Linked DNA regions of Homo sapiens: region 2 is linked to region 1. The links are chromatin loops, found by intact Hi-C in ENCODE. Cell type or tissue: CD4-positive, alpha-beta T cell. All regions are shown on one strand. Each heading gives the region's core, and the rest is flanking DNA. Links, peaks and the distances in the headings are about the cores only.

The links. Peaks named below come from ENCODE experiments on the same cell type or tissue, not always from the same donor. Only the 100,000 strongest peaks of a DNase experiment are listed, where the experiment ranks them.
Region 2: it touches region 1 in a loop (10-fold over the local background); 4 of 110 quality-filtered maps call a loop at or near these places.

What each region holds. Positions count from the first base shown.
Region 1 is chr1:40,336,493-40,341,902 of GRCh38, forward strand. No RefSeq gene overlaps it. Among named protein-coding and RNA genes, the nearest start is that of COL9A2, 22 kb to the left of the region's middle. In CD4-positive, alpha-beta T cell, for the core only: CTCF peaks have their summits at 2,399 (motif pointing left) and 2,598; a DNase peak (open chromatin) is centred at 2,399; H3K4me3 peaks cover 310 bases.
Region 2 is chr1:39,917,160-39,922,569 of GRCh38, forward strand. No RefSeq gene overlaps it. Among named protein-coding and RNA genes, the nearest start is that of MYCL, 18 kb to the left of the region's middle. In CD4-positive, alpha-beta T cell, for the core only: a CTCF peak has its summit at 2,519 (motif pointing right); a DNase peak (open chromatin) is centred at 2,542.

The sequences.
Region 1 (5,410 bases), core at 197-5,196:
GATCATTAATTTTTTTTTTTTGAGACGGTGTCTTGCTTTTGTTGCCCAGGCTGGAGTGCAATGGCACGATCTCGGCTCACTGCAACCTCTGCCTCCCGGGTTCAAGCGATTCTCCTGCCTCAGCCTCCCGAGTATCTGGGACTACAGCTGTGTGCCACCAAGCCCAGCTAATTTTTTGTATTTTTAGTAGTGATGGAGTTTCATCCTGTTAGCCAGGATGATCTGGATCCTCTGACCTCGTGATCTGCCTGCCTCGGCCTCCCAAAGTGCTGGGATTACAAGTGTGAACCTCACCCAGCCTATCTTCAGAACTTCTATCAGATTATTTTGAAGGTGTGTGAACATATTTTTATTTGTTTGTTAAACCTTGAAGGTGGATTGGATTTGAGAAATAGCTACTAGTTGTTCAAGACCAAGTTGGGTGAAAGATAATGGGTCAGAAATTATAATCTGGTAGTCCTCAATTTTCTTTGATTTGCTTATAATGTTTTTTGAGATGGAGTCTCACTCTGTTGCCCAGGCTGGAGTGCAGTGGTGTGATCTCGGCTCACTGCAACCTCTGCCTCCTGGGTTCAAGCAATTCTCCTGCCACAGCCTCCAGAGTAGCTGGAATTACAGGCACCCGCCACCATGCCTGGCTAATTTTTTTGTATTTTTCATAGAGACAGGGTTTCACCATGTTGGCCAGGCTGGTCTCGAACTCCTGAACTCAGGTGATCCTCCCGCCTCAGCCTCCCAAAGTTTTGGGATTACAGGCGTGAGCCACCACGCCCAGCAGTGACTGTTAATTTTGTGTACTGATTTTACGTGTCATCTTGACTGGACTAAGGGATATTAGCTGGTAGAACATTATTTCTGGGTGTGCCTTTGAGGGTGTTTCTGGAAGAGTTAACGTTTGAATCAGTAGACTGAGAGCAAAGAAGATCCACCTTCATCTATGTGAGTGGGCAGCATCCAGTCCATTGAGGGCTTGAATAAAAAGGCAGAGGAAGGGTGAATTCTCTCTGTCCTTGAGCTGGGACATCTATTTTCTCCTCCCCTTGGACATCGGAGCTCCTGGTTCTTGAACCGGTTTCCCTCCCCAACCCCACTCTCAGGCCTTCCACTGGGGACTAAATTACGCTACCGGCTTTCCTGGTTCTCAGCTTGCAGACAGTTTATCATTGGACTTCTTGGCCTTTGTAATCGCATGAGCCAACGCCCGTAATAAATTTCCTCTTACGTTATCTATATATATCCTATTGGTTCTGTTTCTCTGGAGAATCCTGACAAATACAACAATAATGCTTATCATTTAAATATTTATATTATCATAATTATTGTGTTTATAACAATATTTATTAAGCACTTGCTATATGACAGATATTGTATCAGTGTGGTACATGCATTTTGTCTTTAACTCCTCACAACCGCTCAACGAGGTAGGTCCCTTGATTATCCTCATTTTATTTATTTATTTATTTTTAATAGAGAAGAGGTCTCACTATGTTGTCCAGGCTGGTCTTGAACTCCTGGGCTCAAGCGATCCTCCCACCTTGGCCTCCCAAAGTGCTGGGATTACAGGCGTGAGCCACTGTGCTGGGCCTATCCTCATTTTATTTACAAGAAGACTGAAGCTTAGAGGTGTGAAGTGATTTCCCCAAGGACACACACCTGTTTTCCCACAGTTTCTAGCTCTGGATAGGTCTCAGTAACATACATTTTCCCCACTTTCCACTACAGCCACAGCATAGGGTTGTGCATTTTAGGATCTGCACAAAAAGGGAGGACAGAGGAGTGGGGCTGAGACCCAGCCTGGAGATGTTTGCCGCAATATTTTATTTTGCTGGTTCTAGCTTTCTTAGAGAACTCTTAGGATCTTCTGTTTGACTTGAGCCCTGGGCTGCTCCAGTTTACACTCCTCAGATCTCTAAATTTATTTATTTATTTATTTATTTTTTGAGACCAGCTCTGACTGTTGCCCAGGCTGGGGTGCAGTGGCGCCATCTCGACTCAGTGCAACCTCTGCCTCGTGGGTTCAAACCTCAGCTCCTGCCTCAGCCTCCTGAGCAGCTGGGATTATAGATGTGCACCACCACGCCCGGCTAATTTTTGTATTTTTAGTAGAGACGGGGTTTCACCCTGTTGGCCAGGCTGATCTCGAACTCCAGGCCTCATGTGATCCACCTGCCTCTGCCTCCCAAAGTGTTGGGATTACCGGCGTGAGCCACGACGCCCGGCCAAATCTCTAATTTCTAACCTTCCAATCTTCCAGTCGTTTCTTCCCACCTCCGATAGGAAGGAGAGGTGGGCTGCAGGGCAGGAAGAAAAGGCCCAGCTCCCTTCCCCACCAGTTGCTCCTTTAGACCGACTCCAGGTGAGCAGTAAATCAGGCTGGCTGGTGCTCTGGCGGCACCTAGTGGTCCTCTGCGGCAGCACACCATGATGACAGCTTGACAAGACGAATTAAAAGCCCCTTTCTCCAGGAGCTGCTAGCGAGATGAAACGGGCATAGAGGCAGATAAAGCACTGTGGGAACCCAGCGAGGGAGCAGTCGTGGTTTCTGGGGAGTTAGAACTTAGAATTTGGATTCAGCTAGACTTGGATCCTGGTTCTACCACATACTGACTGTGACCTTGGGCAAGTCATTTCATCTCTTTAAGCCTCAGTTTCCTCATTTGTGAGATGGGGAGAATAGTGTCTCTTGATGACCATGAAGTACTTAGCACAGTGCCCAGAACGCTTTGGATATTTGTTTTCGGCAGAAGGGAACTTCGTTTTGTTTGTTTGAGATGTAGTTTCGCTCTTTCGCCCAGGCTGGAGTGCAGTGTCGCAATGTCTGCTCACTGCAACCTCTGCCTTCCGGTTTCAAGCGATTCTTCTGCCTCAGCCTCCCAAGTAGCTGGGAATACAGGCGCCCGCCACCACACCCGGTTAATTGGCAGAAGGAACTTTGTAAGAAAGGCAGGGAGTGGGATGAATGTTCAGAAAACAGAGTAGGTGACAGATGATCCCCCTTCCCTGCTAGAGAAGAGCAAACACAGCTGGTCAGTCCCGTGGAGCAAGTTGGGGCAGGGGCTGAGTCTCTTAATTACAGCACAGTGAGACGACCTAGAACCCCTTCCTGGAAACAGCTGCCCATTCTGGGCTGAGCCAGAGTGCTAAACAGGTTTGCTCACCTGGCCTCTGGCTGCCCTCTTATGCCTGGCAGAAAATACCAACCATCAGCTTCCCACAGGTGCTTCTCTCTCCAGCTAGAACAGAGCAACTCCAAACTCCTCAGAATTGCCAATCCTGACCCTGGTTTCATCTGACCTCCCACTTGTTCCATCTGATTCCTTCCCAGTGCTGGTCCAACACTGATAAGCTTTAGTGTCCGCTTACATGAACTACACTCTCCTGGCTTTCCTCCTACCTCTCCAGCTGTTCTTTCTCAGGCCCCTTGCAGATTTCTTTTCTCTGCACACCCTTACTTAGCACTCTACAAGGTCCTGTCCTATCTTCTTATTCTTTATACTCTTCCTGGGCCATCTTATCCATCGGGTTGACTTTAACTGCTGCCTATATGTTTTCCTGAGTCTCAGACCTGCTTATCCAACTGCTTCTCAGATGTTCCACAGGCACCACCAAACTGACATGTCCCAAATGAAATTATCTTCTTGCCCACAAACCTGTTCCTCTTCCTGTGTGGCCTACACAGCCAGTGGTCCCACCCTCTGCCCTATTGCATAAGCCAAAACTATGGATGTCATCCTGGAGAAGAGACTTCCCTCTCTCCTCCCCGAGAAATATTATCGCCTTGTCCCAGTGACTATACCTCATAGGTGTTTAATCCATCCACCTCTCTCCATCCCCACTGCACCTACCTTATTCAGCATACCATCCTCTTTTGCTTGGGGGTATTGCAACTGCCTCTTATTTTAACTCCTTGCTTCCAGTTTTGCTCCATTGTTTTTCCTCTGTGTTCCTTTCTGGAGGCTCAAGGAGATAACTCATTGCCCAGCCTTTCCCACCTTCTAGAGGCTTCCCACATTTCTTGGTTTCCCCTTCCTCCATCTTCAAAACCAACAAAGTTACATCTTACTGACCATACTATAGTAAAATCTCCCTGTGCTTCTCTCTTCTGTCTTCCCCTTCCACTTTTTTTTTTTTTTTTGATGGAGTTTCACTCTTGTTGCCCAGGCTGAAGTACAATGGTGTGATCTCGCCTCACTGCAACCTCCGCCTCCCAGGTTCAAGTGATTCCCCTGCCTCAGCCTCCTGAGTAGCTGGGATTACAGGTGCTTGCCACCACGTCTGGATAATTTTGTATTTTTAGTAGAGACGGGGTTTCACCGTGTTGGCCAAGCTGGTCTTGAACTCCTGACCTCAAGTGATCTGCCTGCGTCAGCCTCCCAAAGTGCTGGGACTACAGGCATGAGCCACCACGCCCGGCCCCCTTTCCACTTTTAAGGACCTTGTGATTATATTGGGCCTATTAGGTAATGTAGGATAATCTCCCTGTCTCATAATCCTTAATTTAATCAATTCTTCAAAGTCCCTTTTTGCCATGTAATGTAACAGATTCACAGGTTCTGGAGGCATCTTTGGTAGATCATTATTCTGCCTACCACAGACCATTCTCTGGCCCCAGTATTCATACCTGTCTCACGAACAAAATGCATTCACCTTATTCCAAGGTCCCTAAAAATCTCAGCCCATTAAAGTATCAACTCAAAGTTCAAAGTCTCATTTAAATCTCATTAGCTCAAGAGTTTCAGATTTATCATGGATATTATCTAAATTAGGTTTTGGATGAGACTCAGCATAATCTATCCTGGGGCAAAGTTTCTCTCCACCTGTGGACGTGTGAAACTAGAAAATAAGCTTCTGCTTCCAAAATACGATACTGGGTCTAGCATAGGATAACACTAATAGACATTCCCATGTAAAAAGAGAGAAAGGAAGAAATAGAGGAGTCACTAGTCCCAAGCAATTTCAAAATTAAGTTAGACAAACTCCATTAGGTTTCAAAGCCTGGAAATAATACTTTGCAGCTCAAAGCTCTGCCCTCTGGGATCACAGCTCTGTCCTCTTAGTCATTCTTCCTTTTTCATGAAAGGTTCAGCACATGGCTGCAGCTGGGTGGTTTTATCAACTTGTTTCCTGCCTGTAGAATTTGGGGGATCTTATAGCCTTCTTTCATTTCATACCCTCTCTATCCTGTACAGTCCAAGCTCAAGTGTTTCTGCTGGTATAAAATTCTCAAGAACCCCGTGGATCTCTCATGTATGTCACTCCATTAGACAAAATGCTCCTTTGCAGATCTTCGCTTGATAAGCCCGTTTCTATTTCTGTCTTCTGTTGAGGTAGCTGAGGGGATATATGAGTCTCACACTTAATCTCTTCAAAAAACCTCTTATGTGACAGAATACTCTGAACTTTTTTTTTT
Region 2 (5,410 bases), core at 314-5,313, 420 kb before region 1:
TCAAGCGATCCACTTGCCCAGGCTCCCAAAATGCTGGGATTACAGGCATGAGCCACTGCATCTGGGCTGTTCTTCCTTTTAAGCTGCAACAATTTCTTTTCTTTTCTTTTTTCTTTTCTTTTCTTTTCTTTTTTTTCTTTTCTTTTCTTTCTTTCTTTCTTTCTTTCTTTCTTTCTTTCTTTCTTTCTTTCTTTCTTTCTCTTTCTCTCTCTTCCTTTATTTCTTTCTTTTCCTTCCTTTGATGGAGTCTCGCCAGGCTACGGTTCAGTGGCACGATCTTGGCTCACTGCAATCTGCACCTCCGAGGTTCAAGCGATTCTCCTGCTTCAGCCTCCCAAGTAGCTGGGATCACAGGCATGAGCCGCCATGCCCAGCTAATTTTTGTATTTTTAGTAATGATGGGGTTTCTCCTTGTTGACCAGAATGGTCTCGATCTCCTGACCTCGTGATCCGCCCACCTTGGCCTCCCAAAGTGCTGGGATTACAGGCGTGAACCACTGTGCCCGGCCAACAATTCTTATTTTCATTAGGCAGATTCCTGATCCAGGTTGTCTGAGAGGGCTTTCTGGAGGAGGGAAATTTGATCTGATCCATAAGATGTCTAGGATTTTAGTGGAAGTAAGGAGGTGAAGAGGGGAGAGGAGGAGAAAAAAGATTTAGGGAGGGGAGAGTTAGGAAGAGGAAGGGCTCTGGAGCTGGCCCCAGAAGAATTAACCAGGTGTAAAATCTGGTTTCTTATCCTATATCTGTGGCTCTGTTACCTTGGCTTGGGTTTCACTGCAAAGCTGTGCTTTCCTTAGAACCCTAAGGAATGTGGCCTTGCTTTAAGTTCAGTGAAAAAGGGGTTCAGGAGATCTTGTGTCTCCCTCTGCAGCCAACCTGGGGAAGGGACCAGGCTTAGAGAGAAAACAGCAGCTTTCAAGAACAGGCCAGGAGTGGTGGCTCCCGCCTGTAATCCCAGCACTTTGGGAGGTTGAGACAGGCAGATTACCTGAGGTCAGGAGTTCCAAGACCAGCCTGGCCAACATGATGAAACCCGTCTCTACTAAAAATACAAAAATTAGCCGGGTGTGGTGGCGGGCACCTGTAGTCCCAGCTACTCGGGAGGCTGAGGCAGGAGAATTGCTTGAATCTGGGAGGCAAAGGTTGCAGTGAGCCGAGATCACGCCATTGCACTCCAGCCTGGGTGAGAAGAACAAAACTCCATCTCAAAAAAATAAAAAAAAAAAAATAAACAGAAGTAGGATGAAGGAAAAACTACTCTGAAGCAGTGTTACGGTGAGCAGGCTTGTACTGACCCTTAGTTTTCTCATCTCTAGAGAGGTTTTTTCCTATCTAGCAGCATTATTGGAGAATTAAATTAAACTGCAAAGTTTTAGCACAGTGCCTGGCACAGAGGAGAATTCCAAAAATGTCAGTTTTCTTCTCTTCTTCTTTTTGTTTTTTTAATTTTGAGACAGAGTCTCGCTCTGTTGCCAGGCTGGAATGCAGTGGTGCGATCTTGGCTCACTGCAACCTCCGCCTCCCAGGTTCAAGGGATTCTCCTGCCTCAGCCTCCCAAGTACCTGGGACTACAGGCATATGCAACCATGCCCAGCTACTTTTTATATTTTTAGTAGAGATGGGGTTTCACCATGTTGGCCAGGATGGTCTTGATCGCCTGACCTCGTGATCTGCCCACCTCGGCCTCCCAAAGTGCTGGAATTACAGTTGTGAGCTGCCGCACCTGGCCTGGACATTTAAGGTAAACAATCTGGGTAAGGTCCCAATCAAGGCCCTCAAAGCCTGGCTAAGGAACTTGTACTAAAGCTGAAAGCATTGGAGAATCATAGGAGGCTTGTGAACGGAAGAGTGACAGATATATCTGTGCTTTGGAAAGATCACTTCTGGGAGAAAAGAGTCCTGGTGTAATGCAGGATGCAGCATCCTGAGCCCCAGATCTGCATCTAACAGACTCCATGGTTTCATCTTTGCCCAACACATGAATGGCCTCCATCAGTGTTTCCCCAGTGGGCTATGAATTGTGTGAGAGCTTGATTCCTAACACAAACTGAATCTTCCAGTTTACCTTCTCAGAGATAGAGCTAATTAATTGCAGGGGTCAGGGTCAGGCGGGGTATTCCCCAAACCTGAAGGGCTAATATAGCCAGCCTGAGCTGCCACACAGAGGATGAGATGGGATTTCTGAGCAGCTCTGGAGATTGTGATAATGACTAAAGCCCAAGGAGGCCCTCCTGGCACTCCCCCTCACGGGGACATAATACTAAGTGACTTGTGCTTGAGGGCAATTGTGAGACTGTTATGTACCCTTTTTAAGGTACTTTTTTTTTTTTTTTGAAGTGAAAGCAAGTTTATCAAGAAGGCAAAGAAATAAAAGAATGGCTATTCCATAGGCAGAGCAGCCCCTTAAGGTCTTAAGGAGGATTGATGACAAACTTCCTCCGCACCCTTCTTAAGGTGCTGAGCTCTGGGCACAGGTGGAGCAAGATAATCACCTGGAAATAACAATTCTGTCCACTAGAGGGAAACCCAGTCTAGAGAGATGGGGAGGGAAACCCAGGCTAGAGAGATGGGGAGGGAAACCCAGGCTAGATGCGTGGGAGCCCTGAGGCTGGAGGAAACAGAAGGAGCTGACGGCCCCAGGAGCCAGTGGACCCAGTGATCTAGGTTCAGTGCTGTGCTGGAACTGGCTTGTATCAGCTTAGTGAGAATTGACTCTTGCATTTTCAGGAATCTTGAGAGCTGGTTGGTAAACTTGGTCATTAAATATTAAATTATAGCTGGGCACGGTGGCTCACACCTGTAATCCCAGCAATTTGGGACGCCCAGGTGGGAGAATCGCTTAAGCCCAGTGCGAGACCATCCTAAGCAACATAGGGAGACCCTTGTCTCTACAAAAAAATCAAAAAATTAGCCAGGCATGGTGGTGTGCACCTCTAGTCCCGGCTACTCAGAAGGCTGAGATGGGAGCATCACTTGAGTCTGAAAGGTCCACGCTGCAGTGAGCTATGATTGCACCACTGCACTCTAGCCTGGGAGACAGAGCAAGACCATGTCTCAAATTTAAAAAAGAGAGAGAAAAAAAAAAAAAAAGGCCAGGCATGGTGGCTCACGCCTGTAATCCCAGCACTTTGGGAGGCCAAGGCGGGCGGATCACGAGGTCGGGAGATTGAGACCATCCTGGCTTACGCGGTGAAACCCCATCTCTACTAAAAATGTAAAAAGTTAGCCGAGTGTGGTGGCAGGCGCCTGTAGTCCCAGCTACTCGGGAGGCTGAGGCAGGAGAATGGTGTGAACCTGGGAGGCGGAGGTTGCAGTGAGCTGAGATCATGCCACTGCACTCCAGCCTGGGCAACAGAGCAAGACTCCGTCTCAAAAAAAAATAAATAAAAAATAAAATTAAAATTAAAAAATAAAAATTATAATGTGTCATGGAATTAGGGCACAAAATTAATAAAGTAAAAATTAAACTATATAAATTTACATTTAAATAAACTATATTGGCTGGGCATGGTGGCTCACACATATAATCTCAGCACTTTGGGAGGTCAAGGTGGGCAGATGACTTGAGCCCAGGAGTTTGAGACCCACCTGGGCAACAGGGTGAAACCCCATCTCTACAAAAAATACAAAAATCAGCTGGGCATAGTGGTGAGCGCCTGTAGTCCCAGCTACTTGGGAAGCTGAGGTGGAAGGATCACTTTAGCTTGAGAGATCGAGGCTGCGGTGAGCTGTGATTGCGCCACTGCGCTCCAGCCTAGTGATGGAATGAGCCCTTGTCTCAAAAATAAATAAATAAAATAAAAATCAATCCCTAATTATTTTATTATGTTTTACTATTATCTGCCTATCATATCAGTTATGGTGAAAGTACTATGTAGTGGTTTGCTACTGTCCAACTTCAACTTTGATTTTTTGTTTTGTTTTGTTTTGTTTTGTTTTGTTTTGAGATGGAGTTTCATTCTTGTTGCCCAGGCTGGAGTGCAATGGCGCGATCTTGGCTCACTGCAACCTGTGCTTCCTGGGTTCAAGTGATTCTCCTGCCTCAGCCTCCCAAGTAGCTGGGATTACAGGTGCCTGCTGCCACACCTGGCTAATTTTGTATTTTTTTAGTAGAGACGAGGTTTCACCATGTTGGCCAGGCTGGTCTCAGACTCCTGAGCTCAAGTGATCCACCCGCCTCAGCCTCCCAAAGTGCTTGGATTACGGGCGTGAGCCACTGTGCCCGGCCCAACTTCAACTTTGGTAGCTTGCAGTTGGTCATGGCAGATTATTTACTTCATGGAAACCCACAAATGCTACAAATCAGGGTTCCCCACCTCCTGCCGCCCACCTTCCAGTTTGTTAAACATTTGCCAGGCTATCGCTGCTTAGGCATCCCCACATCAGGTGTTATGGGGAGGACATGGAATTTTCCAGAGGTCTTGCTGACACAGACACACTCAGAGATATCCCTGTGGAGGGAGCACCCCATTTCAGCTGGTAGAAGTTGTTGGGGGCATCATGGGAGCATTGTTGTGTTGTTGCAGGAACGTGACCTGGAAGTTCCCACCCTGACTCCAGCTTTGCGCAACTGTTCCATCCACCGGAAATTGGTCTATACTTAAGTGCTCAGGCATCCCTTTCTGTCTGCCTAGCAACGAAGTAAGGTTGGTGATCATCCAGTGCTAGAACGATCATCCCCCATCAGAAAGGAAGCTTTATGAAGGGCAGGGAAGCCCCCACCTCGGTTCATATCCTCAGGCCTGGCTCAAGTCCCTGGGCCTAAGTATTGGAGCCGCCACACAGAAAACCCAGGAACAAGCAAGACACTGGAGTTAGGCACATCTAGGCTGCGCCACCCCTAACTGTGTGACCTGAGAAAGGCACCTAAACCAAACTGGTCTTGTCTCCTAACCTGTCAAATAGGGAGATTCCTGCTTATCATGCCTGACCGTGGTGAAGATTAAATAGGATCATCCATGCAAAACTCTCAGCTGGGCGTTTCCATCACCTAGAAGGTGTTCCATGATGTCAAAGCTATTATTGTTTTCATACTTGGGATGGGGAGTGCCGAATTCAAATCGGTTCTGAGTGCGGGTCTACTCTGACACCCTGTGTGTCAGAAGGAGGGGCGGGACTAGGAGGCAACAAATCCATTACAGCACAGTTGGCAGATGTGTCCAGTCACACAGCCGGGAAGTGGACCAGGGACTGGACAGCAGCCCTCCGCCCAGGACTCGGCCAGATGTTCCAAGCCTAGCAAGGGGCGCTTCTACCCCCACCCATCCTCCCCGACAACCTAGGCCTGTGGCTTGGAGGAGGCAGAGGTGGGGGTCGGCAGCCGGACGTCGCAGGCCCCAGGCTGCGCGCAGGAAGCGGCTCCAAGGTTGTCCTAGAGCCTCAAAGCGGCGGAAGGGAGGGAGCAGCC